2 separate regions of the Homo sapiens genome follow, and region 1 is linked to region 2. The links are chromatin loops, found by intact Hi-C in ENCODE. Cell type or tissue: gastrocnemius medialis. All regions are shown on one strand. Each heading gives the region's core, and the rest is flanking DNA. Links, peaks and the distances in the headings are about the cores only. Region 1 overlaps CLASP1 (cytoplasmic linker associated protein 1). Region 2 has its middle 88 kb from the start of TFCP2L1.

Region 1 (14,989 bases), core at 1-8,000, 150 kb before region 2:
CTTAGTGGCAATTTATTCCGTAATCGGAGAAGACCTGAAACCTCACCTTGCACAGCTCACAGGGAGCAAGGTATGTATAGTGTTACCTGGGCTGATACGCACACCTGGGCTCTGCCAGCTTGTCATAAATCCATTTGACTGCAGCTCTGGATTCCAGACAGGTTTTGTTCATTGTGTTTTAGCTGGGCCTTATTTCTCCAAGAGGATTTTTCTAAATATAAAAATGAACTATACAGTGAAATCAGTTTAAGGTAAGACTGACATTACACAACATAGTCTGCCTTAACTCCTGTTTATGAAATGCTGATTTTGAGCTGCTGGTTTATTTCCAAAAGAAAAACAACTTTAATTAGAAACCATCCGATTTTTCATGGAAACACTAAAGAAATTTACCTGCTTGCTTAGCAGTTGCTGAATCAGAGCTGAGTCCCTCATGGGCATCAGTGGTGGCAACAGCTGGCTCTCACCTTGAGCCTACAGGGCAGCCCTACGCACTTTGCATGCGTTGACTCATGTTTACGGCAACATCCCTGTGGGCATGGTCATCCCCCTTAACGTGCCCCACGGCACAGACCTGACTCCAGGAGGCAGACTTCTTACTCACACTGCTGCCTCTAATGTTCCTTTAAGGGTGTCTGGAATCAGGGGAAGAAAATGGACCAAAATGGATGTCACTGAAAATGAGAGTGGCTAGACTGCTTATTGGTTTTAATTAAAACAACAACAACAACAACAAACTCAAATGTGACATGCTAGGCTGGTGAGAGCAGATTAAAAACCCGGCCTTATGCTGTGGCAGGAGAGGCATGGTGAAGGGGTGAGGCCTTGGTTCCCAGAGAGGAGGCCAGCTGGGCCTGGGGCCTCAGGACCTGCCTGTGGAGAAAGCGCATCTCTGTGGAGTTTAAAATCCCCACCTTTTTATACAAACCACTCTATCAAACGAAGCCAGTGGAAAACATGAAACCAGAAGCGCCTGCTCTTATGAGAGGAGGAATTGGCAAGTGGGGCCCATTTCATCATTTCAGATTGAGCTGTTGCTTTGATACAGCTGGTGAGCATTAACAGCCAGAGCCTTGTTTCTCCAGAGTTCTGGGGAAGCAAAGCTCTGGCTGGGGTGTTCAGAGCAGAGTTTCTCTACCTTGGCTCTGTTGACACTCTGGGCCACCTTGTTGAGGTGGGCTGCCCTGTGTGTGGTAGGAAGTTTAAGCAGCATCTCTGACCACCACCGTCTATACCGACATGTGCCAATAGCACCCATCACTGCTGTCTCACACCTGGCCAGATGCCCTCTGGGGGGCAGAATCACCCCTGGTTGAGAACCGGTGGTCCAGAGGAGACACTGTCCTCTTTTTGTAAACAGGAATCAGCAGATAGGCTGGAAGAGGTGTATGAGGCAGGTGTGCAGTGCATGGTTTGGGGGTGACCTTATTCTGTTCTCCAGTTCCTTCTCCTTGCCCTACTGCTGCACAGGCTCCTCATCAGATCCCCTTCCTAATTATCTGAAAGATACAGAGCAAAAGTCCCCCCAGCTCTCCTACCTCCATCAGGGATTTGTAGGTGATTCCTGCTGACCAGGAGGACCTTCAATGATACAATTCACAAAGGGAATTACATTTATAAAATGGAAAATTCATCCAAAAAGAACATGAGTCACACCTTGGTTTTGTCTGGCACTTTTTACTTTTCTTGAGTAAGAGAGTTGTCCCATCAACTCATTTGAACCTTTGGATAAGGGACAGAAAATCCAGGTGTTTTCTCCTCCCCATTTGGCAATTGACCCGCTGCTGCCACTCTTGGTGAAGCTTTGGGTCCAGAACCCACATTCCTGACCGGGAGCCAGCGCCTTCCCTCCCCCAGTTACAACCTTAGTTCCTCAGGGGTTTGGAGAGACTGGCCTTCACATCTTTCTGCTTTCGTAGCCCAGTTCATCCAGCCGTTAAGTTTTTTATTGTTATTATTTTTATATGGAGCCTCGCTCTGTCACCCAGGCTGGAGTGCAGTGGCACAGACAACCTCTGTCTCCCAGGTTCAAGCTATTCTCCTGCCTCAGCCTCCCGAGTAGCTGGGATTACAGGCGTGCGCCACCACGCCTGGTTAAGTTTTTGTATTTTTAGTCAACACGGGGTTTTGCCTGGTTGGCCAGGCTGGTCTCGAACTCCTGACCTCAGGTGATCCTCCTGCCTTGGCTTCCCAAAGTGCTGGGATTGCAGGTGTGAGCCACCGTGTCTGGCCTAAATTTTTTTTCATGTAATAGCTCTGGTATGTTCATATGAACTTTGTAGACTCAGGTACACATCTCCTAATACAAACTCCCTCCCTTCCTCAACCAGATGGTAGCTGGCAGGCAGAACCTGGTGCTAAGTCTGTCTCAATTTCCTTGACTAGAAACAAAGAGAATCAAGTCATGGCTCCCTGTGTTCCAGTGTTACAGGCCTATGGGAACACGCTCTCCTTTTGCTTAAATGAAGTTAATAAATGAAGGCTGGGCACGGCTCATACCTGTAATCCCAGCACTTTGGGAGGCCGAGGCGGGCGGATCATCTGAGGTCAGGAGTTCAAGACCAGCCTCACCAACATGGTGAAACCCCATCTCTACTACAAATACAAAATTAAGTGGGTGTGGTGGCACATGTCTGTAATCCCAGCTACTCAGGAGGCCGAGGCAGGAGAATCGCTTGAACCTGGGAGGTGGAGGTTGCAGTGAGCCAAGAACGCACCACTGCACTCCAGCCTGGGTGACAGAGCGAAACTCTGTCTCAAAAAAAAAGGTTTTTTTTTAAGAAAAAAAATAAGTGATACCAGGAAGAGATATCTTCTGTACGAAGAGGTCTGATGAAGGGAAGGAACCTCTGTAGTACATTTGGAGAGATGCCATGTTGCTAGGGCAGCAACACTAGCTTTGGGGTCAGCTTGCCTTCTGGTCTCTGTTCCCCACTTACGAGTTTTATGACCTTGAACAAGCATTCTTTTCTTTTTCCCCCCCTCCAGTCTTTTTATTGTGGTATAATAAAATTTACCATTGTAACTGTTTTTTTTTGAGATAGAGTCTCACTCTGTCACCCAGGCTGAAGTGCGGTGACGTGATCTTGGCTCACTGCAACCTCCGCCTACCAGGTTCAAACGATTGTCCTGCTTCAGCCTCCTGAGTAGCTGGGATTATAGGCGCCTGCCACCACGCCCAGCTAGTTTTTGTATTTTTAGTTGAGATGGGGTTTCACCATGTTGGTCAGGCTGGTCTCGAACTCTCGACCTCAAGTGATCCACCCACCTCCCAAAATGCTGGGATTACAGGTGTGAGCCACCTCATCCGACCCATTGTAACTATTTTTAAGTGTGTGGTTCATATTGTTGTATAACCATCACTACCATCCATCTTCGAAACTTTTTTCATTTTGCAAAACTGAACCTTTGCACCCATTAAACAATAATTTCCTATTTCCTTCTTTCCCAACCCCTGGCATCCACCTTTCTACTTTCTGTCTCCATGAATTTGACTACCCCAGGTGTCTCATATAAGTGGAATTACATCGTATGTGTCCTTTGTGGCTGGCTTATTTCACTTAGCATAATGTCCTCAGGGCTTATCCATGTTGCAGCATTTGTCAGAATTTCCTTCCTTTTCAAGACTGAATGTCCATTGTGTGTAGATTGCATGGTTTGTTTATCTGCTCATCTGTTGATAGACCCTGGGTTGCTTCCACCTTCTGGCTCTTGTGAATAATGCTGCTATGAACACTGGTGCACCTGTTCAAGTCCTTAATGTTTCAGGGAACCTCCCTGCTGTTTTCCACAGAGATTGCACCATTTTACGTTCTGACCAACAGTGCACAAGGGTTCTAATTTCCCCACATCCTCACCAACACTTGTTATTTTCTGTTTTTATTTTTCACTTTTCTAATTTATTTCTCATTATTTCTAATAGCCGTCCTCTATGAGATGAGGATGGGTATCTCATTTGTTGAAAATAAATAACCTGATGGCGATTTCTTATCTGTTAAAAAGATGATCCTTTCCCTATTAAACGGTCTTGGCATGCTTGTTGAAAATTATTTGACTGGTCCAGGAGTGGGTGGCTCACGCCTGTAATTCTAGCACTTTGGCAGGGTCACTTGAGGCCAGAAGCTCCAAACCAGCCTGGGCAACAGCAAGACCATGTCTGTGCATGCATAAATTAATTAATTAATTTTTGGTCACTCAGGCTGGAGTGCGGTGGCACAATCATGACTCACTGGCACCCTTGACCTCCTGGACTCAAGCCATCCTCCCATCTCAGCCCCTCCCCAAGTAGCTGGGATTACAGGCACACATAATCCCAGCTAATTTTTAAATTTTTTGTAGAGATAGGGTCTCGCTATGTTGCCAGTCTGGTCTTGAACTGGTTTCAAACGATTCTCCCACCTCAGCCTCCTACATTGCTGAGATTATAGGCGTGACCATGCCCAGCCAATTTTCTCTATTTTTCTGTTCTCTATTTTGTTTATCTCTGCTCTAATCTTTATTGTTTTCTCCTGCTAGCTTTAGATGTAGTTCTTTTTTCTAGTTCCTTAAGATAAAAGTTTAGGTTGTTGATTAGAGAGCTTTCTTTTTTAATGTAAGCATTTATAACTCTAAATTTCCCTCTTCAGCACTGTTTTTGCTGCATCCCCAAAAATTGTCTTATCATTTTCATTTGTCTCAAGATGTTTTCTAAGGCTAGGTGCGGTGGCTCACGCTAGTAATCCCAGCACTTTGGGAGGCCGAGGCAGGAGGATTGCTTGAGCCCACGAGTTCAAGACTAGCCTGGTCAACATGGCAAAGCCCCATCATACAAAATACAAAATTAGCTGGGCATGGTGGTGTGCACCTCTGGTCCCAGCTAGTCAGGAAGCTAAGGTGGGAGGATCACCTGATCCTGGAAGGTCAAGGCTGCAGTGAGCTGAGGTTGTGCCACTGCACTCCAGCCTGGGCCTCCGAGTGAGACCCTGTCTCAAAAAAAAAAAAAATTCTTTTTTTAAATATGTCTTCTAGTTTACCTTATGATCTCTTCTTTACTCATTGGTTGTTTAAGAATATGTTAACTCAATTTTTATAAATTTATGATTTTTTTTCGTTTTCCTTCTATTATTGATTTATTTCATCCCATTATGGTTGGAGAAGATGCTTTGGTATCTTTTTAAATCTATTTAAACTTAATTTGTGATTGAACATATGGTCTATGTTCAATCATATGTTAAATCCTATGATAAACCATATGTTAAATCACAAATTAAATTTCAATAGATTTGAAACTTAATGTGTCCCTTGAGAAGAATGTGTGTTCTGTTGTTGAGTTTCATATACATCTGTTAGATCAAGTTGGTTTATCAGGTTAAGTCCTCTATTTGCTTGCTTATCATCTGTCTGGTTCTTTTATCCATTATTGAGGGTGGAGTATCGAAGTCTTATCTCCAGAAGCTTTTTTGATGTCAACTCTGTTTTGTCTGATATTAGTATAGCCAGCCTTGCTCCCTTTGATTACTGTTTCATGGAATATCTTTTTATATCCTTTCATTTTCAATCCATTTATGTCTTTGGATCTAAAGTGAATTTCTTATAGACAGCATATAATTGGATCACATGTTTATCCATTCTGCCCATTTCTGTCTTTTGATTGAAGAGTTTAATCCATTTACATTTAAAGTACTGTCAGGCGTGGTGTCACATGCCTGTAGTCCCAGCTACTCAAGAGGCTAAAGGTGTGAAGGTTAGAGGATTTGCCCTCTGACCTTGGCCCAGCCACTTCCCCCCTGTGGAGCGGGGTTCTCACCCTGCTTTTTCCCTGGCTCTGATGGAGCCTTTGGGCTGCAGTCGTGCTTGAGATGAATGGCCCTGCCCCCGTATCCCTTCCTCCATGAGCTGCTGCGGCCCACCTAGTTGTGACACCTGGTGGTGGTCTTGTAATTGCCCACGGCTTTTCCCTCTCCTCTGGACTCTGGCCTCCTCCCTCCCTCTGTGGCCCTAGCACCTGGCAGATGCATTGGATGGGCAGCAGGCACTCAGAACATGTTTTTATAATGAATTCCTCAACCAAGGGAACTAAGGGACTTGCTGTTTCCTTACTGTCACCTGGGATTCTTTTTGCTGTTTTCTACTTTCTGATTGCTTTTCTTCCTGCTAATTCAGTTTCATCTTCTCTTTTCAGATGAAGCTACTAAACTTATACATAAAGAGGGCCCAGACCACCAACAGCAACAGCAGCTCCTCCTCCGATGTCTCCACGCACAGCTAATGGCAGTACCTGTCTCTTGTGTAGACCTAGAAGCAATCGGTGGTGCCTCTCAGAGACCTTTCCCCACCCCCTTCATCGGCTGCCCAGTCAGTACAAGGAGGCCCACAAATATTTATTACAATCAGTATTTTGGTCCCTTCCAGCTTTTCTGTAGAATCTTACTGGTATTGAATGTAAAGGAAGCAAGGCCTGTATTGCAGTCTTCATACAAAACAAAAGGAATAAGAACAGAAAAGAGCCATACTGAAACATGTCTTGTACAGCCTGCTGAGATGGCGAAACCCTGTGTGTGGGGTGCAGTTTTTAAAAATCAGAGCGCTCTAGCCACTACTTGGTAGAAAGTAGCATTTTTTTTTTCAGTTAATAACATATTTGGGGGTGGGGTGGGGTGTTACTTTGTGTTCTTCCTCCTTAGCCTATTTTCTTGTGCGTATGGTCTGTGTGGGGCCCCTTTCACAGCTGACACCACGAAAGGTGATATATCTTTAAGTTGTGTTCTGAGACCTACTAAAAATGGGAATCAAGTCTTGGCAAGAACAGTCTGAAGATGGCCTTTTAACAAACGCTGGGAATTTTGCTTGTCATATCCAGACTGGAGGCCGACTGCCCTGGCTTTCAGCGTAGAATTGGGAGTGCACCCTGACAGTCTCCTTCCAGCTCTCCCTAATCGACTCCACCGACAAGGTCCCTACCCCAGAGCTTCCATGCAAAGGAATTCTTCAAGTTTAAATCTGGACACAAAAATAAGATAAATGTATGGCATCATTTAGGGATGCCTGAGATGGCAGTTCATGAAGCACAGAAGATAAAGAAGAAGTCTTTCATCTTTACTGCTGAGATCCTTGGGAACACTGTTGTCATGGGGGCTCTGCCAAGACCCTCATCTCTGGGCTACACGGTGATTCAGATTGAGCACCAACTTGTTTCCTCCCCTCAAAGTTCTGCCTAAGCCGTTCAGTTCTAACATGGTCTCAGTTAATCTGGTAAATGGCATCTTTACCATCTTAGTTCTGACTTCTCAGTTTAATGTGGGATTAAGAGCCAAGAAAAGCCTAGAGAGACTGGATATCACAATTTTTTTTAATTTTATAAACTGAAGTAGTTCCTTGAATGTCTGTTGATGAAATAGTCACTGTTTAAGGAAAAAAGTAATTATGAGGTGTAGCAGATTGCAGAAAAACAGGATTAGAAACACACTTAAAAAGAACACACATTTAGAGTCTCTCTTCCTCCTCAGCGAACCACTAGGCCCCCTTTTTAAAAACACCTTTAGAGCCTAATTACTCCAATAAAAGTAACTAGAGGTTTGGAGTCTGGTTAAATAAATTCTGAGTAAAATTCTTAAGCCAAATGGAAATTCTTAATGCAATCATGAGGACTTCTATTGTCTCTTACTGTTGTATTAGATCCTATAAATTGAACTGATTTTTCCATAAGGAAAATGCTTCTTTTGAGATTAATTCTAATAACGTATTTGCTATTGCAGTGCAGAGCCCACTGCAACTGCTAGGACTGAAAGCAGAGGCTGGGTGCCAGAGCACGTGATTCTTAACATCATTTCCACAGACCCCTCTGCCCTGACCCTCTGCATTGGATGCAGGAAGCTGGGAAAGACTGATGTTGATTTGGAAACATGGGCTGAAAATGAAGGCCCCATAGTGCATAGGAACAGTAAAGCCAGGGTGCTGACGTGTGTGTGTGTGTGTGTGTGTGTGTGTGTGTGTGTGTGGTGTTGTGTGTGTTTGTGCGTGCACCCTACACATGTGTGGTACCTCACTGCTGCTGTTTAGGGAACTTGAGGGACGCGTTTCAAGGGGTTGGGTATTACTGACGAGCTTTGGCTCAAAATATAGCAGGACCAGGTCTTTTGTTGATAAGTACTGTTTGTTTATTAATATGTCATTAATGGTATTTCTTTTTTACACTCTACAAGTGAATTAGGGAGTCTCTTGTTGACCCCTTTGTTGCAGGAATGTGCGTCGGGCTAGGTTATCCATGAGTTTCTTTATTCCTAATGCAGTTAGAAAGACCTTTCTCCTTGAGCTCTTTGACTCCCAGAAGGTACCCCAGTCCCCAGTGTACTTAGAAAGGATCTCGAACATTGCTGGACGTCCTCATAGTACTCACAAAGGGCTAGCCTTGAATGTCACTCGCCCAGTCTTCAGTCTCCTGACTTAGAGATACAATCACGTCACAGGTCTCTTGGCCTCAATCTGAAAACTGCTGCCGCCGCGCCGAGGAGACTCGCATGCCGCCACCACCTCACTGGGAGGGCGCCGAGCCCACCGTCGCCCCCTAGACCCTGACAGCTGCAGCTGCCTTGCCTTGCCGCCGCCTCCCTGCAGGGCCCCTGTTCCAATGAAAAACAGAACACAAAAGAGCAGAGCACCTAAGCCTGTCTCTGCCTCCCTGTCTACCGGACTGGCCAGGGCCCAAGACCCCCGCTGCTCCACTGCGGGGCTGGGCGGGCTGACTCCCTGCTTCCTCCAAGCTGCTGCCTCCCCTGCAGCCAGGGTCTGGGCAGGGTGCAGCCGGTCCTCGGGGCACGCAGCTTCCTTCAAGTACACTGTGTGTGCTTCCCGGACCTGCGGCGATGCCACGGGCCTGCCTTTTCTATGCGCCTCACTAGCTTACCACCCTGTGCAGGTAATGCAACTGACTTTGTCTCATCAGTCTTTTTCTTTCCCTGCCACCCTTTATTTATCAAGCGTAATGTTACACTTTAAAGGACAGCAAATAAGAACTTTGTAGAATCCCACCAGGACTTTGCTAACAATAATGTTTGGAAATAAAGAAGTGCTCTGAAAAAATATCAGCCACCAAAATAGTTATGTTGGCACTGTGTTCACACGCATGGTCCCCACACCCCCAGGTTGGGTGGGTTTTTTTGTTTTTTGGGTTTTTTTGGGGGGGGGGGCTTTTTCATGTTACATCCATATCTGTATTTATATCTTATTTGTTTCACTTTCAAGTGTATCATGGCAAATGTACAGATTTTTTTGTTAATAATGTGCTAGGATTTGCTAAAAAAGAAAAAAAAAAAACCCTTTTGAGTTTGCCCTAGAATAAATGAGACTTAATTCAATGTTCTGCTTGATGATGTCTTTACCACCACCATGCCCTGCAGACAGCTGATCCCCTCCCCCTGCGATCAGAACACAGCCATTTCGATAAAGGATTCAGGAGGAATCATACATCAGAAGAGCTCTTTCCCCTCGTGACATCAAGAGGTCAACCCATGTAATCCTAGCATTCTGGGAGGCCAAGGCGGGCGGATTACTTGAGCTCAGGAGTTTAAGACCAGCCTGGGCGACGTGGCAAAACCCCGTCTCCACTAAAAATACAAAAATTAGCTGGGTGTGGTGGTGTGTCTGTAATTCCAGCTACCCAGGAAGCTGAGGTGGGAGAATCGCTTGAGCCCAGGAGGCAGAGGCTGCAATGAGCCGAGATCATGCCACTGCACTCCAGCCTGGGTGACAGAGTGATACTCCATCTGAAAAATATATATATTAATATACATTTTTTTAAAAAGGTCAATCTGGGGAAATATCACATCTGATGGAGTCGCCTGGGAGCTGGTTGCTGTGCCGTGTGTGCGGTGACAAGGTGGGAGGTGAGACGCATGGGCTAGAATCCCACCCACGCTCCTGGAGGCCATGTGAGCAGGGGCCTCCCTCATCGGCTCCATTTCCTCAACTGATCAGTGAGAACAGTGGCTCCCCGGAAAGGTAGAAGCAGGAGAAAGCCTCAGCCTCGAATCCCGAGATGAGCTGGAGAGCCGCTGAGAGCAGCCGGGCTCCCCTGCATGCCTGCGGTTCTTCTCTGCTGGTCACTGGGGACTGGAGCAGGCTAGGCAGGGCAAGAGCAGAGCCTCTGGGAGCAAATGCACAACATCACAGGCTCCACAGCCGCTGCTTTGAAGCCCTTTTTCCCTTCAAGTCTTAAAATTGTGGCAAAATACACGTAACACGAGATTTACCATCTTAACCATTTGTAAGTGTGCTGTTCAGTGGTGGTAAATATATTCAGGTCATTGGGTAACCATCACCATCATGGTGTTCTGGAATCCCTCTCTAGGGCTCTCAACTAGTAAAACAAACCCTGTCCCCATTAAGCATAACTTCCCCATTCCTGCCTCCCGCAAGGCCCCTGGCAACCAGCATTCTACTTTCCCTCTCTCTGAATTTGACTATTCCGGGCATCTCGCATAAGTGGATCATACAGTATTTGCCTTTCTGTGACTGGCTTATTTTGCTTAATACGTCAAGGTTCATCCATGTATGTATCAGAATTTCTTTTTTAAATTTATAAACACATGTTCACCTGCATTTTTTCACATTTTTAATTTCCTTCCTAAGGCTGAATAATATTCTGTTGTATGGATAGACCACATTTTGAAGCTTTACTTTTTACTAAAAAGTTGTTTTCCATCATGTTCCATGATTCGTCCCGAGTGCCACTATCCAGTGACACTGTGCCCCTTTCTCCTGTGGCCCACCACCTTGTACCCCGCCTGAGACGCCTCAGGATGCTCTGGATCACAGATACTTGGATTAGAATCCCAGCTCCACCCCTGCCCCCCGTGGGCAGATCACTTCCTGCCTCAGTCTTTTCATTTATGAATTGGGTTAAGAACTGCCTGGCTGTGTTCAAAACTATAGAGAAAAATGAAAAAAATAACTGCCTAGCAGAGGTGCCATGAGAGTTCATGGAGATGATGTAAGTGAAGCAGCTGGCCCGAAATAAATGCTCCCGATGGTCGCCTGCCCTGCCTCCTACTGTGGACCCGGAAATGCACAAGAGGGTGATGTCACCCGCCTTCCCCCCCCCCCCGACAGGCACACCTGCATGTGCAGTCAGAGACCATTATTTATTAGCAAAAGAAAAACCCTGGGCGGTGGGACCAGGTTCAGACACAGCAGCCCTGTTCAGCTTTCTATATGTGGTTCTCCAACTCTGGTGCCATTGCCCTACCTTACCAAGGGCTGCCAGGAAGTCCTTGCCATTTTTCAGAGGGTCACAGGCCACCAGTGAAGGGTGGGGTACTGAGGCTGTTAGCATTCTTGGCTGATGAACTTCACACTTTGCAAGATTCTGGTCTGTAGCATCTTGCTGTAGGACATGTCCTGAAATACTATCGACGGACGCACTGTTGTGTTCGGTTTCCAAATGAGGAAACAGGCACAGGAGGAGCCACGGCTACATAGTGACTGATGGAGTTGTGCCAGGCCCCGCTATGCATTTGGTCCAGCAGTGCTCCCCTCCCCTCATCAGGCCTTGCACCCTTCCATCTCCCCCTGGAGTTACGAGGACTCAGAGTGCACATCAGAACCCCTCGGGGCTTGTGAAGCAGATCACTGCCTGCCTGCGTTGCTGACCAGTAGGGCTGGGGCAGCCTGAAAACCTGCGTCTCTGCAGAGTACCCGGGCAGCGCCGCCGCTACAGGGCTGGGGACCCCACTTGGGATTGTAGAGCATTTTGCTTAAAATGTGACAGGTGGTTTGACCCCAAGGCTGGGGACAATCCTGCAGGCTGTGGCTGAAAACAAGGTATGGCCTCAGGAATGTCAGGCCATCCCTGTCATTACAGGTAACTATGGTGACCACCTAACTCAGCATGGGAGGACGAGAACTTTTGAAAGTGAAATGGGATGCTGTTAGCAGAGAAGACCATGATGGCCTAAGCCGCCTGGGCCAGAGCTCCCTCCTCAGGGGACAGCTCTTCCCCCGCAGGCTCAGCCCACCTCCTCCAGTATTTATTAACTCACTTCAGTGGCTCCAGGCAGGAACGGACAAAGGTCATGTGAATGGGTATCTCATCCCAGCTATGTATTTAAAAGACATTAAAATACTTCGTGCCATGCCCTCCTCAGCTGCAGGTGCCTGGCCTCCAGGTGGACTTGCCGGGCCCTGGAGCTCCTGGAGACACAGTGTTCCTGGGTCACTTCCCGGCAGTTCCGGGATGCCCTGCCTCCCCCTGTGCCCTGCCAAGTGCCTGGGAACAGTCTGGGTGGGGTGGGCAGTATGGCCTCCTACAGCGGTGGTTCAGGCTCTGCACCACCGTGGTCTCTGCTCCCCCACCGTGAGGACTTGGAAGGCTCTGGAGGTATGTCCAGGGCCAGCACTCCGGCCATGCCTCTCCTCTGGTCTCCTGCTTTCCTGTCTGCTGTCCTGCCATTTCCCCTGGACACCTGCTCATTCTTCAGTGGGAACAAGAACTGGGACCTATGAGTGCTTACTACTGCCAAGCTGGCCGGGTGCCGTGGCTCATGCCTGTAATCCTAGCACTATGGGAGGCTGAGGCAGGAAGATCTATTGAACCTAGGAATTCAAGACCAGTGTGGGTAACAGAGGGAGACCCCCTTCTCTACAAAAAGTTTTAAAAATTAGCTGGGTGTAGTGGCAAATACCTGAAGTCCCAGCTACTCAGGAGGTGGAGGCTGCAGTGAACCTTGATTGCACCACTGCTCTCCAGCCTGAGTGACAGCCAGAGACCCTGTTTCAAAATGACAAAACAGAAACCACCTGCCAAACTCTGTTCTGATGCTTTGCTGAGCTTTCTGATTTAATCCTCACAACAGCCCCATGAGGCAGTTCCTTTGATAATTCCCGTTTTGCACATGGGAAACAGTGGCACAGAGACTCTGAGTAACTCACTTGGGGTCACAGGTCTCTCTCGTAAGAGAACCGGGATTCAAACCCAGGAAGTCTAGCTCTGGACTGAACCGGAGTCTTTTGCTTTGTAACTCTGTCCCTTCCCTGAGCCTCTGTTCCATTTTCCATCCGCCTGACTCTTGTTAGCAAGTTCAGGTGGGCCGTGGTCACAGGCAGGCCCGCCCAGCTGTTTGACACCAAGCTCGTGGTAAACATTTCCGCAGTACTCCCGGGCAACTGCTCAGTGGGCCTGGTTGGGGAAAGGCCCGCCTGGGTGCTGGAATCTGGGGCTTGAATCCAATCCTGAGTGTTTTGAAGCCTGTGACTTAATAGCCAGATGACTCCAGCTTACGAAGACCTCAGTTTCTTCCTCTGTAAAATCCTAGGAGATGGGAATTGGGGAGGCAGGGCTGGGGTGTGTGTGTGAGGGTGTGAGGATTAGCACACTGTTAAAGTCTCTGACACCCTTCCGGAAGCCTCAGCAAATGTCAGCCATCATAATTCCTGTATTATTACTATCATGGAGGTCCCCGCCCCCGTTTCTGACACATGACGCTCAACAAAGTTCTGGACAAATGAACGACCGATGTAAAGTCTCTGCCCTATCACCCCCCAGTCCACGCGAAAGATTCACACGACAACCGTGGGCTTCCAGGCGGCTTTCCCACCTGGGAGGATGATGGGGCTGGGGACAGGACGGGGCCAGCATCCCCTCCCGTTCACCCCTCACCCCCAACGTCTGCCAGGAGCCTCCTCCACGCTGTCCCTGGGCTCCTCAAACCTAGTGCTGCCAGGCCTGGCTTCCCTGCCCGTCTCCCACTGCTCGCTGCTCTCTAGTCTGTGGACACTGATGCCAGGCTCTCCCCACCCTCCACTCCCCCTTCAGCCCACCCGCAACCAGCAGCCCCCCGCAGCCCCCTGCAAACAGCATCCCATGGAGAAGATGCCGCTGGGACCCTCTCCTACCCAGCCCTTCGCTCCCAACTCCCTGCATACTCCACCCCTTCTATCCTCTTCCCCAAAGCTGCATGGCTGCTGGGTTTTTCTTTTGTATTTGTATTTTTTGTTTTTTATTTATTATTTATTTATTTATTTTTGAGACGGAGTCTTGCTCTGTCGCCCAGGCTGGAGTGCAGTGGCGCGATCTTGGCTCACTGCAACCTCCTCCTCCCAGGTTCAAGCCATTTTCCTGCCTCAGCCTCCCAAGTAGCTGGGAGTACAGGCACCTGCCACCATGCCCGGCTAATTTTTTGTGTTTTTAGTAGAGGTGGGGTTTCACCGTATTAGCCAGGATGGTCTCAATCTCCTGACCTCGTGATCTGCCTGCCCCAGCCTCCCAAGGTGCTGGGATCACAGGCGTGAGCCACCGCGCCCAGCCTCCGTTTTTTTATTTTTTAGAGACAGGGTCTCACTCTGTTGTCCAGGCTGGAGTGCAGTGGCGCCATCGCGGCTCACTGAAACCTCAGCCTCCTGGATTCGAGCATTCCTCCTGCCTCAGTCTCTTGAACTCCTGGCCTCAAGCGATGCTCCTGCCTCTGCCTCCCAGAGTGCTGGGATTACAGGCCCATGCTGTTAAAAAAAAAATGTTCCTCTGATGTATCATTATTTCATGTCAAACCTTGCAATGCCTACCTCCTACCCGTCACTGCCATACACACTCTCTGGGATAAAATTCCAAAATCTCGAACATGGCCTACAGGGCTCGCCACCTGGCCCCTGCCTTCTCCACCACCCCATCTTGTGCCGCTGTGCCCCAGGCACTGCCTCCTGGCCTCGGGGCCTTTGCATTGCTGTTGGCTGTGCCTGGCCCCCTGTCTACACACACACCTGCACACATGCACGCATGCACTCACCTGCTCAAGCACTCCTCTGGCTAACTTCACAGATCCTTCAGGTCCCAGCTTAAGTGCCAGGCCCCCTTCCTTTTTTGGAGAATATTCTAAATTAGACCTTTTGTTTTTCCTCCCTAAACTTGTTACGCATTTTGTATCTATTTGTGCAATTATTTGTCATCTTAGTCATCTCTGTGGCTAAGAACTGGGCCTGTGTCCTTTACCTCTGTATTCCTAACACTTAGCCTGGCCCATGG
Region 2 (15,618 bases), core at 3,181-11,180:
TCTCCCCACCTCGGCCTCCCAAAGTGCTGGGATTATAGGCATGAGCCACCGTGCCCAGCCTTTTTTTTAAAAAAAAAAAAATTTTGAAGATAGAGTCTCACTCTGTCACTCAGGCTGCGGTGCTGTGGCACGACTTGGCTCACTGCAACCTTTACCTCCTGGGTTCAAGTGATTCTTCTGCCTCAGCTGCCCAAGCAGCTGGGACTGTAGGCATGTGCCACCATGCCTAGCACATTTTTGTATTTTTTGTAGAGATGGAGTTTCACCATTGTTGCCCAGGCTGCTCTTGAACTCCTGGACTCAAGTAATCTGCCCACCTCAGCCTTCCAAAGTGCTGAGATTATAGGTGTGAGCCACTGCGTCTGGCCCTTACCCATAGTTCTGTGTAACTTGGCCATAAAATGCGGGTTCCCACCATTCCATCCTCAAGTTCAATAATTTGCTATTATGGTTCACAGAACTCAGAGAAGCTTAGATTTACTAGTTTATCCTCTGATAAAGAGTATGATAATGGACACAGATCACAGCCAGATTTTTAAAAGTACATAGAGCAAGGCCCGGAATCGTCCCAAGGGCAGGAGCTTCTGTCCCCCTGGAGTTGGTGCTCACCAACCCAAAAGCTCTAACCCTCGTGCCTTAGGGATGTGTTTTTTTTGTTTGTTTTTTGTTGTTTTTCAAGATGGAGTCTCACTCTGTCGCCAGGCTGGAGTGCAATGGCGCGATCTCAGCTCGTGGCAACCTCCACCTCCCGAGTTCAAGCAATTCTCCTGCTTCAGCCTCCTGAGTAGCTGGGATTACAGGCATGCGCCACCACACTGGGCTAATTTTTGTATTTTTAGTAGAGATGGGGTTTCACCATGTTGGCCAGGCTGGTCTTGAACTCCTGACCACAGGTGATGCACCCGCTTCGGCCTCCCAAAGTGCTGGGATTACGGGTGTGAGCCACTGTGCCGGGCCCTCAGGGATGTTTATGGAGGCTTCATTGTGTAGGTGTGGTTGATTATTAACTCAATCTCAAGTTCCTCTTTCCTCCCTGGAGGATGGCCCTAGGGCTGAAAACGCCAAGCTTCTAATCAGGGCTTGGTCTTTCTGGTGACCAGCCCTGTCCAGAAGTCCCCCAAGAGTCACCTCGTTGGAACAAAAGATGCTCCCATCACCCAGGAAATTCTAAGGGCTTTAGGAGCTCTGTGTCAGGGAACACTGGGAGATCCTGGAGAGCAGCTGATGACCAACATTCCTCAAGGGTAGGAGGTTCAGGAACTTGCTCAGTGCCCTGCAGTGAGGACGTGCCAGGGCTGGGACTGGAGGCAGCCAGTGGGCTCCAGAAAAGCCTCACCAACACTCTGGATGTAAACATCAGTGAAGAAGTTCCAGTAACCAGCGCATGATAGCCCCACACAATATGGATGTGTATCTGACAGGAGAGCGATGGAAAGGAACCAGAGAGAACGCAAAATGTGATGGAACAGCCTCTGCAGCTGCTAAGGACGCCGAGGTGGTAGTCATATGGAAAGGCAAGCACGCGATTAGCATGAATGTCAGCGGAGTGGTTAGCTCTGGGGAAGGGAAGGCCAGCCAGGTTCTGGAAGACCAAAATGTGTTATTTCTGGAGCTGGGTGGTGACTTCTTGGGGCTTTGCTTTGTGATAAGTCATTGAGCTGTGTGCTTGTTTTGTGCCCTTTTCCATATGTGTATTACATTTCAAAATAGGACAGGCTTAAAAAAAGAGGCAGAAACGCTCAGGAAATGAAGTGTGTCACCCTTCAGAGGAAGGACCTGCCCTTGGAGTGCCACCAGCTGGAGCGGGCAGCGCCTTTGGATCCAGGGCACCTTCTGCCTTCTCTCTTTACCCACCGGCCTGTCTTCCAGGTTCACCAACAAACTGGTGTTGGTGACACTTAATTGTGAGTCCCTGTTCCTAGTGCCGGCACGAGCAGGTGATGCAGCATCCTCCCCTGGGAGCCCAACTCCACTGCAGAGCCAGGCAGTCACGCCAGGCAGGGGCCAGAATGGCCTCCCCATTGTCCTTCCCCATCAAAGCCACTCTGGCTGAGAGCTCAGAAAAATGAGGAGGCCTCACAATAGGTGGGAACAGAAGTGGACCTTTGCCTTTCTGGCCTCCTGCCACCTGATGCCCAGCCCTATGAGCCAGCCTTAGGAGGCAGCACTCAGCTGCCCAGCCATGAGGCCTTTCAGCTCACACCTGGGCCAGCTGGTGCAAGGAGGGACTCTGGTGGATCTCCCCTCAACCACTTCCCTGGGCCTCACTTCTGAGTCCATTGAGTAAGGATAATTATTCCTGCCTCCCCAGGATGGTTGCCTGGTTTCAGTGCACTGACTCATAAACAGCGCAAGGCACCGCACTGGCATGGGAAGGCTCGATCACATGGCTCTCCTGCTTGGGACTGCCTTCCCTCCTTGATCCCTCCCAGATGCATCCAATGCCACCTTGACTGTGCTGCCTTCTGGCTTTCATTCTTCAGTTCTCTCGTTCCTGCCTCAGGGTACCCTGCTGACCTCCTCCGAGCCCAAGTGGGGTAATGAACCCTTCCCTGGCCCTCATGGCCCTCATGGCCCCCAGCTTGCCCCAGCAGTGGTGCTTGACACTCCCCTGGGACTGCAAGCGTGCACCACCACACCCGGCTAATTTTTTTTTTTTTTTTTGTATTTTTAGTAGAGACGGGGTTTCACCATGTTGGCTAGGCTGGTCACAAACTCCTGACCTCAGGTGATCCACCTGCCCCAGCCTCCCAAAGTGCTGGGATTACAGACGTGAGCCACTGCGCCTGGCCTGCTAGGTGCTTTATATCCATTCTCCCAGAAAACCCTCATGATGGCTTTGCAAGGTGGGTGTTATTACACTCATTTTCAGATGAGGAAGCAGAGGAGAAGGAAGGTAAGTTATCAGGGGTGCGCCCAGCATGGTCCCACTTCCTGCTGCTGGGCTCCCTGCAGAACGTACTCCATCCTTGACACCTACTCCTGCTCCCTTGCTTTGGGACTGGCTGCAGATCTACAGGTTGTCCAGAGACTGTGTCCATGTAGGTGCCATGTACACACCTCCCGGCTGGTCAGCTCTGTGTCAGCACTCAGGCCACCTCCCAGGAAGGGGTGCTCACCCCTCTCCAGAGATGGCACCTTCTGGTGACCATCCCTGCCCCTCTATTGCAGATGCACTTGGGAGGCCAGTTCTGTGCTTCACCTACTTCTACCTTCCTCCTTCATCTGTCCCTTTCATTCATTCTTTCCCTCTTGAAGAGAAAGTGGACTCAAAGTTCAAGCTGATCTAGCAGGGAGACTCTGGCTCTGACTCCCATAGACTGTTTTCTTTTTTCTTTTTCAGCTCCTGCTGAATGGGAGGTAGAGCCTGGGGTGAAGCCTGGAGAAGTCATCCACAGGGATCCAGGGCCCAGCAAGGGGTCCAGGGCAGGGCAAAGCCAAGACTGTTCCCAGCCAGTTCCCAGGCAGGATCAGGCAGAGACCAGCAGAGTCAGGCTCCCCTAGAAATTGCCCCAATGCAGATCTGAAGGTGGGTGACACTCTGGCCTGTAAGGACACTCATGCACAGATACCAGGCACTTCCCATGTACCAGGAGCAGTGCTTAGCCCTGGAGCCCAGGCACAAGCAAGACACCATCCTTGGCTCAAGGGACTCCTGGCTGGTGAAGATAATTATGGAAAACAACCAACCTGGGAACACAACAAATCCTCTGAAAATGAGGAATGGCTGCCATCTGTCTGGAGGCTCCCTGTGCCGGGCACCAGGCCGGGCATCTGGGGTGCGTTAGGACTCATGCTCATGAGTGACTTTGCAGTGCAGATATCTTTATGTCCATTTCTGCCAAGGAGGTGATTGAATTCTAAGGCTCACTCAAGGTCAAAAATCATGGAGGGTCAGACTTGGAACACAGGTCTGTCTGACTCACCTTCCTTCCTCCCAGCTTTGGCTCCTAATCCTTGCATGAGGAGCCTCTGAAAGCGCCTTTTGCCAACAGCCAGCAGGGTGGGAGGCCCCAAGTGCACTGAGCAGAGCATCTTGCCTGTAGCTGATCTTGGCTATGACCGCAGGGAAGAAAAGAGATCCTGTGTTTTGGGGGTGAGGTGTGTGACTGGGGGAAGACAGTCCTGGCAGGGTGGAGGTGGTAGCAGGGGCCACCACTGAGTTCCATGGCTGAGCTCATTCTTGGCCTTTAATCATAGCCACTGGGTAGCTAGAATGTCACATCGTACTGGGGGCAGAGGGCCCAGGTAACTTCCCTCCAGACCAGGGGCATGGGTGTCTTTCAAAGGAAGCAGGGAGGGCCCTCCAGCCCCGGCTCTCTGGTAGCAACTCGAGAATAGATCCTGGCCCTGTGTCCCTGCTGGAGGCTGCCATTCTGCCATCTGCTCAGCCTCTTGGGTCTGAAACAGCATCTTCTGTTGATACCGGAGCTCACGAATCAGTCGTCTTCTCACTGTGGCCAGGGCACGCTGAGCATTTCTCCAGGACATCCTTCATCGATTGGGGAAGTCTTCTGCCTGGAATGTGCTCCATCTGCCTGCCTCTCCCTCCTCCTTCAAGGCTCAGCTGAAGTCTCCCTCTGCTGAAGCGTTCTTTGACAACTCGGTCTGGCCCCCCATTTCTTCACACTTTGCACCCTGTCTTAGGCAAGTTGCAAGGTCCTTCAAAGGCAGGGAGCAGAGACGCACACAGAGCCACTGGAGCAATGAGGGCAACTGTAAGCCTGCACAGCAGGGTCCCCACGGCACTGCTAGCTCTGAGTTCAGGACTCTACAGCAACACACAGCGGCTCAGGAGCTGCAGGAGCCCACAGCCGCAATGCTCATCCTGGCCAGCCTCCCTGGAGTGCCACACCCTGCCCCACCCCAAGGCCCACCGGCCAGAGCCTTGAGGCCTCAAAGCCATCCCTTCCCTGTCGCCTGGCCCACTGGCAGCTGGAAACATGCTGAGAGGGAAGGCCAGGGCTCAGGCGGGTCAGGGTCTCTGTGTCAGATGAAGTCACGGAGGGCACGTGTGAGGCAAGAGGCTGGGGGGGATGACAGCAAGCCACAAGTGGAGCCCTCGGCTATGTGGAGCCCCGGAAGGAGTGGGAAATGGCTGGACTGCAGTGTAGGAGACACCATGGGAAGGAGGCCTGCAGCCCCAGCTTTGACCTTCTTCCTGTCCCCAGCTCCAGGTTCTCCTGGAAGGTCAGCTGCACTAGGTGGGGGCTGGGTGAATCTCCATCACTGCATTCTCCAGGCCTAGAGTGGCACCTGGCACCCAGTGCTGCCTGGGTCCATGTCTTGCTGTAGAGAACTGAGCACAGAGCTAGAGGTGTCGTATCACCCAGATCACAGATCGGAAGGAGACACTGTCCCATCCTCCAGGGCACTCACTCCTAAAGTGGCAAGCAAACAGGACATGGAGACAAGGTGTGATGGGGGCATGCAGTGGTGAGGGGATGGGGCATGTCTGGAAGGGAACCGTGTGGAGAAAACTCTCTTCAACAATCATCAACACAGAATACTTCTGTGATCAGATGTGCGGGGGTTTTCCACACACCAAGCAGCGGACTCCAGCTGGGGGTCCTCGAATTCTGACTCCCTACCTGGAGATAGTGTGAGACCCCACAAGTGGAGGGCTCAGTCCCCAAGACTGCCCCTGCCCCCCACCTCCACCAGTCACAAGTCCAGGCCTCCGGAACTTCTGACATACTGACTTCAAGTTGGGGTTCCCATGACCCCCTCTTTGGGTTTGAGTAATTTGCTGGAGCGGCTCACAAAACTCAGGGAGACACTTACGTTTACTGTTTTATTATAAAGGATATTGCAAAGGATACAGGTGAAGAGACGCATAGGGCAGGGTATGGCGGAGGGGTGTGGGGGTTCCATGCCTGCCCTGGGGCACCACCCTCCAGCGTTCTCCATGTGTTCAACTGCCTGGAAGCTCCCTGAACCCTGTCCTCTTGGGTTTTTATGGAAGCCTCATGACATCAGCATTCCTTCCCCCAGGGTAAGACTGTGGTCTTAAGACCCACAGTCAGAAAGGCAGGGGACACAGGCGTGAAGGGAGGGCAGGAGAAGGTCAAGGGCCTGCCCCTGAGGCCTTAGACACCCAACACCATAACCCAAGCCTGTAACGATGGCTGTGGGGGTTATGAGCCAGGAACTGTGGGCGAAAACCAAGATAGTTGTCACAACACCATAGGACCCCTCATCCCAGCCTCAGGGGTCTGGGGCACTTCCTGGAGATGAGGCTTGAGGTTAGTGGGGTTTTAAAATTTATTTTCCTCCCAAGTTTTTGTAACTTAATTTTAATTTTATATTTTTTAGAGACGGGGTCTCGCTCTCTCACCCGGGCTGGAGTGCGGTCACAGGTCACTGTAACCTCCAGCTCCTGGGCTCAAGGGATCTCTCCCTCCTCAGCTTTCCAAAGCGGGGGCATGCATGAGCCACCACACCCAGCTGTAAATTTTAGAAATAATTTCAAACTTACAGAAAAGTTACCAAAATAGTACAAATTATTTCTGATACAATTCGAACTCCTTAAAATGTTCATGTTTTACCACAGTTGCTTTTTCTCCCCATCTCTCTCTCATTCTCTCTCTTTTTTTTTTTATTCAGAGTCTCACTCTGTCGCCCAGGCTGGAGTGCAGTGGCGCTATCTCGGCTCACTGCAAGCTCCGCCTGCCAGGTTCACGCCATTCTCCTGCCTCAGCCTCCCGAGTAGCTGGGACTATAGGCGTCCGCCACCACGCCCGGCTAATTTTTTGTATTTTTAGTAGAGACGGGGTTTCTCTGTGTTCCAGGATGGTCTCGATCTCCTGACCTTGTGATCCGCCCACCTTGGCCTCCCAAAGTGCTGGGATTACAGGCGTGAGCCACCGTACCCGGCCCTCTCTCTCATTCTCTTAATACATTTTTTTCTAAAATATTTCAGAGTAAGTTGCAGACAGGAAGCCCTTTTACCTCTGAATATTTCAGTGAGTGTTTCCTAAAAATGTGGACACCCTTTAACATAACCGCAGTACCATAATTCATGTTAGGAAATTGCAATAACACTATTAGCTAATTTGGATTTTATTTTGAGGAACTCCTCTGGTCAACACTGGTGAGGTGTGGCGTGGGCAGGCCGGGGGTGTGGGGTGGCCAGTGAGTATGCAGGGTTGGTCAGCACTTCCGTGCTGGTACCCGAGAGGGGTAGGGGACACGAGATTGCAGAGTAAGCTCATCTCAAAGGCCTGGGACTTAGTTGAGGGTTGAACTTGACCCCAAAGCACTGGGGAGCCGGCAGATTGGCAGGCTGGCCAGAACAGGCTGGTCCCTCTTGTGTCCTTCCTGATGCCCTGGCCTGGCACCCGTGATTCCAGTCGGCCAAGGGCCCTCAGTCCATGGGAGAAGAATCGAGTTGCCCTGTTCAGTGAGAAGTTCAGGAAGAACAGAATGTACTTACTGTGCCCAGGGAACAGGGAGTGGAAGGGCAGGGAAGGAATTAAAAGAAAAGTAACCGAGTGTGAGTGTCTGGCAGGAGCCTGGCCTGTTTTGTAACCACGAAGTGTCCCAGTGAGTCACCACTCTTCTCCAAGGCCTGCTCCTTCCGTGTCACCCCCGAGCTGGTCTCTTGTTCCAGCACTGTTCTCCTCTCAGCTTGGTGTTCCCGGGGCACGTGGACTCGGAGTTATTCACAGCTCGGTTTGAATTCAGCCGTGGCTGGCTTGTGAGCTCAGGCAAGATGCGGTCCTCTCTGAGCCTCCTGTCTTTTTTTTTTTTTTTTAGGTGACCGAATCTCACCCTGTCGCCCAGGCTGGAGTGCAGTGGCACGAGCTTGGCTCACTGCAACCTCCGCCTCCAGGGTTCAAGCGACTCTCCTGCTGCAGCCTCCCGAGTAGCTGGGATCACAGGTGCCTGACACCACGCCCAGCTAATTTTTGTATTTTTAGTAGAGACGGGGTTTCACCATGTTGGCCAGGGTGAAACTCCTGACCTCAGGTGATTCGCCTGCCTCGGCCTCCCAAAGTGCTGGGATTATAGGCATGAGCCACTGTGTCTGGCTGCCTCCTGTCTTGTAGATTGTGGCAGGAGCTCCAGGTGGGATGGGAGGTGTTTTGCCCAAAGCGGGCCCAACGCAAGCCTGGTTCCATCACTCACTGGCCCCTAAGTCTCTTTGTGGGTAAGGCCCATGGCTCCCGGGCACTATTTCCCCCAGCTGCGAGGAGGCCCGTGCTTACCAGTGAGTGCCTTGAGAGCAGGCCTGGGCCCGATTCACCTCAATGCTCCTGCCCAGGCCAACGGCACACAGGTGTGTTCAGTTGATGTTTGCCGAGGCTATGAGGAAGATAAGCCCCAAAGTCGGCACCTAGCGTGCAGCAGAGCCTTGGGAAGCGTTGTAGTCTTACGTGAGGTCTTTAAGCCCTCCAGAGTTATGCCCCAGAGCCCAGCGTGCCGCAGGTGATGGGTGTTCCCCTCCTGAGTGTACACCAGTTGGGAAGGAGACCCCTGCACGTGGAATTACTGGGGCTAAGGAGGTGAGAGGCGGGAGCTGCAGCTGGGGCTGCAGGAGGTCGTAGCTAGGACTGCCGGGCTACACTGGGTGTGGGGGTCTGAGCAATGCGTAAGGCAGGAGGGAATGTGGGTGTGTGGGCAGGGGACAGGGGTCTGGCTGCAGCCCTCATCTCCTGCCAAGGCTTTTCCTCTGCCCTTGGGGTAACCCGACACCCAGCCATACACCTGAGGTGCACGTAAGGGCTGCACCTCACCTGCCTCTCTTGGCTGCTCCAATTGCATTTGGAAGGTGTTGCAAATTGCTCTGTGATGTTCTGGAGCCAAACCATGTCCCTGGCCCATAGCCCAACCCCTGGGGCTTGGCGTCAGTGGCATTGTCCCTGGAAGACAAGCTGCCTTTGAGGGTTTGAGGGTTTGGAGGGTTTGAAGGCTTTGGTTTGGCGGGCCCCGTCCACAGGGCTCTACCTGGCTGGGTCAAGCAGAATCAGGGTGGTGAGAGGACACAGCCCTGGGCCACCCAAAGGTGCCCCTGTGATGAACAATGTAGAGGTTAGGAGTGTGTGCTCTGGTGTCAGACAGCCTGGGCTCCACTTACAAGCTGTGTGACCTTGGACAACTGACTGAGCCTCTCCGTGCCTCAGTGTTCTCATCTGTAAAATGGAACTGGTAAGAGTCCATACCTCCTAACAGTGTTGTTAAGGTTAAATGAGCTTATACAAGTAAGCCACTGAGAGCATCCCTAACTTGTGTGAGCGTCATACAAATGGAAGCCGGAAGCCACTAGGATAGAAGGCAGATTCCTCTGAGGGCAGAATGAGGCCAGCCTCCCCTCTCCTGACCCTCCAGCCCTCTGTGATCTGCCCCTGCCCATCATCCTGCCTCATCTCTTAAGCACCCCTCCCTCTCCACAGCAGCTACACTGAGTCGCTGGTGCTTCTCTTGAGCCTGCTCAGGCCTCTGGTCCCAACAGGTGTCCTCCTCTGCCTGGGGCAACTTTCCCCTCTTTGTGGGGTCAACACCTACCTTTCACTTCCTTTCATGACTCAGCTCAGGTGTCACCTCCTCCAGGAAGCCTTTCACTTAATGCTGTGACATGATTAACCTCACTAAAGCCTGCAAGGTTTGAGCAAATGGAGGCTCCTCTAAGAGGCAGAGCTGCTTGCCCAGGGGTAAGCTGGAGTGGGGAGTTGGGACTAGGCTCTAAAGCTTTAGAGAAAACCAGCTTTAGGGTTGCTATTCCCCCTAGCCAGACTGCCTCTTGCTGTCGGCATTTGTGGGGGACGCTGGAACAAGCCATCCCAGTCCTGCTTCAGGACTGAGGGACTTAGTCCACAGCTGCTGGGAGGCTGCCCATCAGCCTTTCCAGGAATTGCCTTGGCCGAGGGGAGCTTCATTGCCCAGGGCCATCTTCTTCCTCAGAGGATGCCCGTGCCTGTGTGGAAGAGCCTCATGCGCAGATATAAAGGCTTGGTCTCTTGCCCCAACCTGGGACAACTCAGGGCAATGCCAGCTCCAGAGCTGCCTGTGGCATCAACTGAGGCCTCCACTGAGGCTGCTTCACAACCCAACTTCTCCCTCCACTCAATCCCACCTTCATCCCCCACCCCAACATGGAGTCCCAGAGTGCTTCCCAGTGACAGTCCCGGATGCTAATCTAAAGCAGAGTCTGCTTCCAGGGAGCCCGGCCTGCAGCAGGTTCTTGCTTGGAGGCATCTGAATCTTGCTGGAAGGGATTACAGAGATGCCCAGAGCCTGCAGGCCAGGCTTGGGTGCTGTGCAGCAGGAAACGCTATCAGGTCCCTGGGATGACATGGGTCAATGCTCCCTCACTGCTGTGGCTGCTCCTAGGGCCGGATGCCAGACCCCCGCCACACTGTCCCCAGACCAGTGGAATACCTTCACAGCACATGAAGGGTTGAACTTGACCCCAAATTCAACCTGGTTTATGGTGTGAGGGATGGGCTAACCCAGGAATGAAAGGGGAAGGATGGCTTGTGTTTGCAAAGGGAGCTTCCTTTGCAAAAAACCAGGCCACTTATGCCTTACTCCAGAGAAACAGTCTCTTAGATTAGTTAATTAAAAATTCCTGAGGGCAGCAATCACAGCCGATTCAATTCTGTCTCCAGGGTCTGGCACTGGGTTGGGAACTTCGGAACACTCAATATTTATTGAGTGTGTAAATGAATGAAAGAAAGTGGCATTAAAAAAAACCAAACAGGCCCCGGTGTGTGATGTTCCCCTTCCTGTGTCCAAGTGTTCTCATTGTTCAATTCCTACCTATGAGTGAGAACATGCAGTGTTTGGTTTTTTGTCCTTGCGATAGTTTGCTGAGAATGATGGTTTCCAGCTTCATCCATGTCCCTACAAAGGACATGAACTCATCATTTTTTATAGCTGCATGGGGCCTGTTGTGGGGTGAGGAGAGAGGGGAGGAATAGCATTAGGAGATATACCTAATGTAAATGACGAGTTAATGGGTGCAGCACACCAACATGGCACATGTATACATATGTAACAAACCTGCACGTTGTGCACATGTACCCTAGGACTTAAAGTATAATAAAAAGAAAAAAAGAAAAACAAACAGGCTGTAATCCCAGCACTTTGGGGGGCGGAGACGGGCGGATCACGAGGCCAGGAGATCAAGACCATTCTGGCTAACACGGTGAAACCCCATCTCTACTAAAAATACAACAACAAAAAATTAGCCGGGCGTGGTGGCAGGTGCCTGTAGTCCCATCTACTCGGGAGGCTGAGGCAGGAGAATGGCATGAACCTGGGAGGTGGAGCTTGCAGTGAGCTGAGATAGCACCACTGCACTCCAGCCTGGGCGACAGAGCGAGACTCCGTCTCAAAAAAAAAAAAAAAAAAAAAAGAAAGAAAAGAAAAGAAAAGAAAAAACAAACAAAAAAACAAAAAAGGAAAGAAAGTGGCATTAGGTCTGTCCCCCCAGTGGAAGGTAAGCTCATGAGGGCAGGACAACATCTGCTTCAATTACTGCCCCACCCCAGTGCCCAGCACAGGGCCAAACACATATTTGTTGGATGAATACGTGAATGAATGAATAAGTGTATTACCTGTTTTAGAGTTTTCCAAACTGTGGTCTATGGATATTCTTTGTATTTCACAGTCAGTGTCCAAATAAGTTTGGGAAATGCTGTACATGGTAGTTTCCTGTCAGAGCCACTCCACACAGGAGCATACTGAAGGCTCTGAGAAGGTCTGCAGTGAAAAAGGTTGTTACATCCTATTTTATCCAACAGTTACCAAATGTATTCCCTCTGGCCCTCCATTAACTCAGGGACACCAGTGTGCCAAGGAAAACATTTTTGGGAATTGCTGCTTTAATTTGAGAATCTGAGTTTGAGGTCATTTAATCAGGGATGTCAAAGATTTGCTTGGGATGGGGCAAGGCGGGGGGCAATTAGATTGAGCACGGAGGCAGGAGAGGCTGCCCCTTGTACCAAGGACGTCACGATGTGTGCAGGGTGTGCCCAGCAGGAGTTCTGCAGGTGTGTGAGGGCAGAGTGACCACCCATTAGGAGAGGGACTTGTGGCAGGTTTTACAAAGGCTGTTAATCACAGGGCACTACTCCTCCCCGTCTTTCCTGAGACCCAGCTCCCCATGCTGACGCTGACCTCTGCTCTCCGTGCAACTTCACGGTGTCCCTCTGACCCCTTTGAATGCCTCTCCACTCTGCCTGGTGGGCTCTGGGCTAACACGCCTGTAAACAGGGTTTTCTCCTGGTCTGCTGGGGCTGCCCAGCAGGGGCTCGTTCTGGGTATCCGGCCAGAGGGATGGCTGGCCCTGCACTGTGGGTGTCTTACAGGGGGCCTCCCCAAACTTGAAGTGGAAGAGAAAGCACTAAAGACTCAGGCTGACGTGGACCTCACAGGCTACATGGGGGCAGGCACAGGGAGCTGGTCAGGGGCAGCCTTGGCCTGGTTCAGTCTGCGCCTTGGTAGACATTGAAGAAAATACCAGCTAATCAGGGCAAGTGACATGTGGGGCAGTGACAGTTTCTGCTGTGGGGCCTTGGGTTGTGTTCACAACTCATGCTCTATTTAGGAAGGCTTGTGAAGGTGAGACTTGGGGCAGAGGGGAGTGGGGGAGAGGAAGGTCTGGCTGCCTGACTCTTGAGGAGGGGCAGAGTTTTGAGGGGTTGCAAGAAGGGAGTTTAGAGAGTAGAGCCATCCTGGAGGGCTTCCTGGAGAAGGTGGGCCTAGGTGCATGGGAAGGGTGGGTGCCCATGCATAAGCAGAGTGGAGAGCAGGGCACTGCAGGCTGAGGCGTCAAACACTGGCACTAGGACCAGAAGCACCCATTCTTTTTTTTCTTTTCTTTTCTTTTTTTTTGAGATGGAGTCTCGCTCTGTCACCCAGGTTGGAGTGCAGTGGTGCTCGGCTCACTGCAACCTCCACCTCCCGGGTTTAAGCGATTCTCCTGCCTTAGCCTCTTGAGTAGCTGGGACTCCAGGCACGTGCCCAGTTAATTTTTGTATTTTTAGTAGAGACAGGGTTTCACCATGTTGGCCAGGCTGGTCTCGATCTTCTGACATCGTGATCCACCGGTCTCGGCCTCCCAAGGTGCTGGGAATACAGGCGTGAGCCACCACGCCCGGCCCAGAAGCACCCATTCTTGAAGAGCCCTGGGATTGGCTTGGAGAGGGCAGACTGCCATATGGTCAGCACGCTCTCCCAGACCAAGCAGGGCACTTGCACGGAGAAGGGGTCTTAAGTTTCCGGGTTCCCTAACAGGAACCCGTAACAAAGACTTATTAATGCCAGAAGCAGCCCAGATTCTGACCACTTACTACGAAGTCCCTTGGAGAAGACACAGCAGCTCCCAGCCCAGCAAGGCTCTGCTGTACCCTGGGTGAAAGTTATCACTTGTCTTATCTGTGACAGACACTGCTGGTTGTTTGCCCAGCCTCCCACCCACTGCCACTTCTCCTTGCCTTTCTCTACTACAGACCTAGAACACGAAATGACTCCACTGCCCAATCTCTCTTGAGGCTAGGAGTAGACACGTGATACAATTCTGGACACCAGGAGTTAGGCAAAAGCCCCCAGGGAAGAGCAAAGTTTTGACAAGAAATTTTTTGGCCCCTTTACTTCATTTCCTGCCTGGAATGTGTCTGTGAGTCCTGGAGGGGCAGCAGCCATCTTGTTACCATGCATCAATAAGCATCACGGAACAGGCTGTCCTAGTATCTGAAGCCAAACGTCTTCCTGCTTGCTGCAACATTAGATGAAGGAATGTCTCTGCTACTGTCACTCGGAAAGGGAGGGTCACAAAGGCAAACACTGGCAGTGCCCACGCCCGCAATGCCCATGGGGAGAGACTTTCCAGCCGGTGCATGTTCAGAACGCTGAACCCATTGGCAACATGGCTCTCGGTTTATCCAGCGCTTCTTTTAATCATTTATTTATTTATTTTTATTTATTTATTTTTTTGAGACAGAGTCTTGCTCTGTCGCCCAGGCTAGAGTGCAGTGGTGCCATCTTGGCTCACTGCAAGCTCCGCCTCCTGGGTTCACTCCATTCTCCTGCCTCAGCCTCCCGAGTAGCTGGGACTACAGGTGCCTGACACCATGCCCGGCTAATTTTTCATATTTTTAGTAGAGACGGGTTTTCACTGTGTTAGCCAGGATGGTCTCGATCTCCTGACCTCGTGATCCGCCCGACTTAGCCTCCCCAAATGCTGGGATTACAGGCGTGAGCTACCGCGCCCGGCCTATTTTTAATTTTTTTAAGAGATGGTCTCACTATGTCACCCAGGCTGGAGTGCAGTGGCCATTCTATTCACAGGTGCAATCCCCCTGCTGATCAGCCTGGCAGTTTTGAGATCCAGCTCTCTTTGCTCCATGTCCATGCTCACTAAGCAACCTATACAAATGGTTATTAGTTTTCTTATTTTATTTTTTTAGGGAGAGTCTCACTCTTGTGACCCAGGCTGGAGTGTAATGGCGCCATCTCAGCTCACTGCAACCTCCACCTCCCAGGTTCAGGCGATTCTCCTGCCTCAGCCTCCCGAGTAGGTGGGATTACAGGCACCTGCCACCACACCTGGCTAATTTTTTGTATTTTTAGTAGAGACAGGATTTCACCATATTGGCCAGACTGGTCTCGAACTCCTGACCTCAAGTGAACTACCTGCCTCGGCCTCCCAAGGTGCTGGGATTACAGGCATGAGCCACTGTGCCCAGCCCTGGTTATTAGTCCCCCAAATCAGGTTCCCAAACCTGTGGGCCAATAAATGCTGAGTGAATGAGGGAGCAGCCTTGCCTCCTCAACTGGAACTGGGGTCTTGAGGGTAGGAGCTGCATGTCTGCACTCCTTGCAGCCGGAGTGCCTGGTGCAGGGCCCGGCCCATGCACAAGGCTCTCGAGGGCAGGTTGAGGGTCAATGACTGGCGGAGGCTGGGCAGTGAGGTGTAAGGGGGGCACCCAGAGAACAGAAGTGCAGTTGTTCCTCTTTGCTGTCCACAGACACCTCGACTGGCCTCAGGGCCTGGGGAACCCTCAGCCCATTTCCGGAAGCACTGAAGATGCCTGTGTCTCTGGGACACCTGAGTCTTGGGCAAAGGACCTTGGGCTGTGTGCAGGGGCCATAGGTGGGTTTTCTACAATGGAGCCACTCTTTGAATCTGCTTTGTGTTTGCCAGAACCTTCCTGTCAGACAGTTTCTGAGTTCAGTTTGGCTCCTTGCCATCCAACTGTTTCTGGAGCCCTCTCGTGGGTAAAGATTAAAGTCTGGGTTCAGATTTGATCTCAGCTAGGGTTTAGGTCCAGGTTAGGGTCAGGATCAGATCTAGCCCCCAAGATAAAGTTCAGGTTTATTTTTATTTTTATTTTTATTTATTTGTACTTTTTTGAGACAGAGTATCTCTCTATCACCCAGGCTGGAGTGCAGTGACACAGTCTCAGCTCACTTCAACCTCTGCCTCCTGGGTTCGAGTGATTCTCCTGCCTCAGCCTCCCGAGTAGCTGGGACTACAGGCGTGCACCACCACACCAGCTAATTCTTTGATTTTTAGTCGAGATAGGGTTTTGCCATGATGCCCAGGCTGGTCTCGAACTCCTGAGCTCAGGCAATCTGCCCGCCTTAGCCTCCCAAAGTGCTGGGATTACA

Evidence for each region. Hi-C counts contacts between places; a loop is a spot of excess contacts. Peaks named below come from ENCODE experiments on the same cell type or tissue, not always from the same donor. Only the 100,000 strongest peaks of a DNase experiment are listed, where the experiment ranks them.
Region 1: it touches region 2 in a loop (3-fold over the local background); 3 of 110 quality-filtered maps call a loop at or near these places.

What each region holds. Positions count from the first base shown.
Region 1 is chr2:121,332,119-121,347,107 of GRCh38, reverse strand. CLASP1 (cytoplasmic linker associated protein 1) reads left to right here. Exons shown (of 41, transcript NM_001395891.1): 40 at 1-70; 41 at 6,161-9,332. The coding sequence ends at 6,247. Among named protein-coding and RNA genes, the nearest start is that of TFCP2L1, 54 kb to the right of the region's middle. RefSeq lists enhancers at 9,922-10,507, 11,836-12,769 and a silencer at 12,631-12,820. In gastrocnemius medialis, for the core only: no CTCF peak of the experiment used is centred there; DNase peaks (open chromatin) are centred at 541, 1,017, 1,765 and 3,737; H3K27ac peaks cover 2,649 bases.
Region 2 is chr2:121,189,457-121,205,074 of GRCh38, reverse strand. No RefSeq gene overlaps it. Among named protein-coding and RNA genes, the nearest start is that of TFCP2L1, 88 kb to the left of the region's middle. RefSeq lists enhancers at 4,353-4,852, 4,853-5,354, 7,200-8,098. In gastrocnemius medialis, for the core only: no CTCF peak of the experiment used is centred there; DNase peaks (open chromatin) are centred at 7,594, 8,078 and 8,764; H3K27ac peaks cover 5,299 bases.